2 separate regions of the Homo sapiens genome follow, and region 1 is linked to region 2. A link is an interaction called in ENCODE POLR2A ChIA-PET data of the cell type or tissue named here. Cell type or tissue: PC-9. All regions are shown on one strand.

Region 1 (2,500 bases), 470 kb after region 2:
TAAACGCTAGCTATGCTTGCCATTCTTTTAATTATAAATAACGAGCAAGTCTCTTAGAATGCCAAACACACCTTCAACCAGAGCTACATTTTCTCCTGTGAGAAGTTCAGGGGCTGCCAGAGCTGATGCCTAAGGCCCAGCCAGCTAGACTTTTCTGGTAGAGATGGAAATAGAGCTGAATGGAAGAGGAAGTGAAGATCTGGACTAGACGGTGGTTAATGTAGCTGCACGTTAGGACCACGTGGGGGCTCTTTCAAACAACCTTGTTCTGGCTCCAGCCCAGACCCATTAAATCTGAATCTGGCAAGTAAGACCCTGCACTGGTATTTTTTTCTTTAAGTGAGGCATAATTGATGTACAATAAAATGAACAAATCTTGAGTGCCCACTCAGGTTTGACAGTCGAGATGTTGAACACTCCCATTACCCGGTGCCCCCTTTCCATCAATTCCTCTTCCTCTCCCACTGTCATTTTCTGAATGCTATCTCTATCAACTGGTTTTGTCTGTTCATAGAATTCGTATAAATGGGATCATACAGTATGTATTTTCTTGTATGTGTGTCTGACTTATTTTGCTTAATGTTTCTGGAATTCTTCCCTGTGTTTTTTGCACGTATCAGTTCCTTTTTATTGCTGAGTGGTTTTGATGAGCCTATTCTGGTTGAGGGGCTGCCTGATTTGAGCATCGTTCTTTGCTCAAGTCAACTCTGTTAAATTTAATTTTGCCTAACGTTCTTCTTTTAACAATTAAATAATGCACATTCTAATACCATAGTTCCTGGCTCATAGTAAGTGCTCAATAAATGCTAGCTATGATTGCCATTCTTTTTTATTTTTTTAAGACAGGGTCTTGCTCTGTTGCCCAGGCTGGAGTGTAGTCACACGATCACGGCTCACTGTAGCCTCAAACTCCCAGGATCAGGCAATTCTTCTGCCTCAGTCTTCTGAGTAGCTGGGACTACAGGTGTGCACCACCACATCTGGCTAATTTTTGTATTTTTTGTAGATACAAGGTTTCGTCGTGTTGCCCAGGCTGGTCTCAAACTTCTGAGCTCAAGTGATCCACCCACTTGGCCTTCCAAAATTCTGGAATTACAGGTGTGAGCCACCATGCCCCGCAGATTACCATTCTTTTAATTAGCAGTAATGAGCAAGTTTTCTAGAATGCCAAACACACACCTTCAACACACCTTTGAGTTGCTTCAGGCTTTTTGGCTATTATAAATAAAATGGCTATGAACATTCATGTACAAATCTTTTTCTTTTTTTTTTTTTTGAGATGGAGTTTCGCTCTGGTTGCCCAGGCTGGAGTGCAATGGCGAGATCTTGGCTCCCTGCAACCTCCGCCTCCCGGGTTCAAGCGATTCTCCTGCCTCAGCCTCCCGAGTAGCTGGGATTACAGGCATGTGCCACCACGCCCGGCTAATTTTGCATTTTTAGTAGAGACAGGGTTTCTCCATGTTGGTCAGTCTGGTCTCGAACTCTTGACCTCAGGTGATCCACCCACCTTGCCCTCCCAAAGTGCCGGGATTACAGGTGTGAGCCACTGCACCCAGCCTCATGTACAAATCTTTATGTTCTAATGTGTTTCGGGTGCGGCCTAAACACCGTAAATTAAACACAGCTCACTGTAAATCCCTACATTCCTTCTTAATATGTTCATCAATTGATGGACATTTGGGTTATTTCTACTTTTTGGCTATTAGAAATAATACTGGTATGAACATTTGTGCACATTTGTGTGTGTATGTTGTGGGGGCATATGCTTTCATTTCTCTTAGGAGTGGAATGGATGGGTTATATGGTAACTCTATATCTAACTTTTTGAGGAACTTCCAGATTGTTTTCCAAAATGATCGTATCATTTTATATTCTCACTAGCTGTGTACAGGGTCAGAATCTTTTAAAAATGTAGGTCTGTTCGGCTGGGCGTGGTGGCTCACGACTGTAATCCCAACACATTGGGAGGCCGAGACGGGCGGATCACGAAGTCAGGAGATCGAGACCATCCTGGCTAACATGGTGAAACCCCGTCTCTACTAAAAATACAAAAAATTAGCCGGGCGTGGTGGCACGCACCTGTAGTCCCAGCTACTAGGGAGGCTGAGGCAGGAGAATGGCGTGAACCCGGAGGCGGAGCTTGTGAGCCGAGATCACGGCACTGCACTCCAGCCTGGGCAATTGAGACTCCGTCTCAAAAAAAAAAATGTAGGTCTGTTCATAAAGTGCCTACTACATACGGTTGTTCTAGGGATTATTTGTTAGATATTTTTCTTACAAGAGAATTTTGCCTACCCCAAGGTCAGGAAGATATCTTCCATCTTCTAGAGTGTTTATGGTTCTGAATTTCATGTTTACGTTATGATCCATCTTGAATTAATTTTTGCCTGTATAGCATAAGGTAGAGATTGAGGGTCATTTTTTTTCCAATACAGTATTCAGTTGTTCTAGCAGAACCTGCTAACAAATTTTATTTTCTACACTGAATTGAATTGGTGTT
Region 2 (2,500 bases):
CCAGCTCTCAGAACATCCCTTTTCTCCACGCTGGGTCCTATCAGGTAGTCTCGGTCCCAAGAAAGCTCCTTCACAAAAGCCCAGGCCCTGGGGCCCGGCTTCCTGCACAGCCTCTCCTCCAGGTCTGGGCATCAGACGGGCCCGGGTGCCTCCTGTGCTCACCTGCGCAGCCTTAAGCACCGTGAGCCCCTCGAAGCGTTCATGGGGGGTGTGAGGGGAGCGGCGACCACGATAGCCAGACCTGGCTCCAGCCCCAGCTGCATCCTAAATAGGAAGGAGTTTACCGTGGAGTCACTCCCCCAGCCCCTCACTGTCTGCAGGGCTGCAAGACCCTCCCTCCGGCCCTCCCGCTCTCCAGAAGAAGCTAGATGCTCCCACAGTTCTGTTGTGGCTCGTCTTCCTGAGCTGCTGCTCTTTCCCAGAGAGTGCCCACCGCCACGGCTGTCCGATTGTCCCTCTCTGGTACGGGCTGGAATCCCGCTTACTAAGGGGACTGTGGAGAGAACTCGGGAGAGCTTCCTACAGCAGTAAGGGGGCCTCTGAGAGGGTAGGGACAGCTGGAAAAGTGGGGCAGAGCTGGGAACTAGGCAGGAAGGGCTTGATCATTAATCCCCGATGAGCCAAGAATAGAGGAGTCCCTCTGGAAACAGGACCCTAAGAGGAAGTTCCACAGTTAGGCCAGACTGGCGGTAGGGAGACAGCATCAGCGGGCTATCCCTCTCTGACCTCTTCCCACCTGACATGCTCTCGGAGAAACTGTGGACTCCGTGGCTCCCCCACTCCTTGATACTGAGTCACAACTACCCAGCCACCTCCGCGACCACTCTCACTACCTGGGGGTCTCCTAATATCTGGATGTCTACACTGGAATTATTCGCTTTTCTGACACCCGTTTTTTGTCTACTTTTTGAATTTGTTTAAGCACCACTATCTAGTTACGCCTGCATACAAATCTCACTTCTGAGAGACACCTAGTCACCCAAGCCGTCTAACCTGGGGTTTTTTTTTTTTTTCATTTTTTGTTTTTGAGACGGGGTCTTGCTCTATCGCCCAGGCTGGAGTGCAGTGGCGCCATCATAGCTCACTGCAATCTCCACCTCCCAGGCTCCAGAGGTCCTCCCACCTCAGCCTCCCAAGTAGGTGGGAACATATAGGCGCATAGGCCCAGCTAATTTTTTGTATTTTTGTAGAGACGGGGTTTTACCACGTTGCTCAGGCTGGCCTGGAACTCCTGGGCTCAAGCCATTCGCCTGCCTCAGCCTCCCAAAGTGCTGGGATTACAGGTGTGAGCCACCTCGCCAGCCAACGGTGGCATTCGTCAATTACTCCCCTTTTCCGGGTCTTTCTCCCACTGCATTCTACAGACTGCCACTAGAGGGCTCTACCACTCCTACAGGTGACTCCAGACCCTGCACCTGATTCCAGGTACTACAGGAATGCAAAAGTCAACCGTCCTAAAATCCTGCAACAGCTGTCTACCATACACAGATAAAGCCCAAACTCCTTGGGAGGCCACAGAAGACACTCACTGTCCCTCGGCCTTCATGTGTGGGCTCTCTCCCTCTTTCCCTATACTGTCTCTTGGTAACATACACCCTGATGATTCTATGTTCTTTTTTAATTAATTAATTAATTAATTAATTATTTAAAAAAATTTATTTTTCGAGGCGGAGTTTTGATCTTGTTGCCCAGGCTGGACTGCAATGGTGCGATCTCGGCTCACTGCGACCTCCGCCTCCTGGGTCCAAGCGATTCTCCTGCCTCAGCCTCCCCAGTAGTTGGGATTACTGGCACCTGCCACAATGCCCACTAATTTTTTTGTATTTTTAGTAAAGACCGGGTTTCACCATGTTGGCCAGGCTGGTCTTGAACTCCTGACCTCAAGTGATCCACCTGCCTTGACCTCCTAAAGTGCTGGGATTACAGGCATGAGCCACCACACCCAGCCAGTGATGATTCTGTGTTCTAAGAGCTTTATCATGTGCTAACTCATTTAATCCTCACAACGACACTATGACAAAAACACTATTATTATCCTCATTTTATAGATGAGCAAATTAGGCTCAGAGATGTTAAAATAAATTGCCCAAGATCACACAGGTAATGACTATGGAGCTGGCCCTGCTCTCACCCCTGTGCTTGACTGCAGTTCCCAGAATGCACCATGCTCTTCTCCCTCTTAGACTGATTCCACCCCCAATCGCCTGACTAACTCATCCTTAAGACTGAGCTCAAATACCACCTCTCCAGCAAGCCTTCTATAACTGCATTTCAGTGCTTCTATTTGACATACTTTTTTTTTTTTTTTTTGAGATGGAGTTTCGCTCTTGTTGCCCACGCTGGAGTGCAATGGCACGAGATCAGCTCACCACAACCTCCGCCTCCCGGGTTCAGGCGCTTCTCCTGCCTCAGCCTCCCGAGTACCTGGGATTACAGGCATGTGCCACCACGCCTGGCTAACTTTTTTGTATTTTTATTAGAGACAGGGTTTCTCCATGTT

What was found. Peaks named below come from ENCODE experiments on the same cell type or tissue, not always from the same donor. Only the 100,000 strongest peaks of a DNase experiment are listed, where the experiment ranks them.
Region 1: POLR2A ChIA-PET joins it to region 2 with 8 read pairs; 1 of 35 experiments calls an interaction of 5 or more read pairs at or near these places.

The regions. Positions count from the first base shown.
Region 1 is chr12:6,365,577-6,368,076 of GRCh38, reverse strand. The region is part of intron 2 of SCNN1A (sodium channel epithelial 1 subunit alpha); the gene reads left to right. LOC105369626 (a long non-coding RNA gene) reads right to left here. Exons shown (of 4, transcript XR_931591.3): 1 at 2,296-2,500. Among named protein-coding and RNA genes, the nearest start is that of SCNN1A, 8.7 kb to the left of the region's middle. In PC-9, no CTCF peak of the experiment used is centred here; no DNase peak of the experiment used is centred here; H3K27ac peaks cover 1,189 bases.
Region 2 is chr12:6,834,749-6,837,248 of GRCh38, reverse strand. P3H3 (prolyl 3-hydroxylase 3) reads right to left here. Exons shown (of 15, transcript NM_014262.5): 10 at 163-264. Among named protein-coding and RNA genes, the nearest start is that of GNB3, 4.9 kb to the left of the region's middle. In PC-9, CTCF peaks have their summits at 1,153 and 1,353 (motif pointing right); a DNase peak (open chromatin) is centred at 1,398.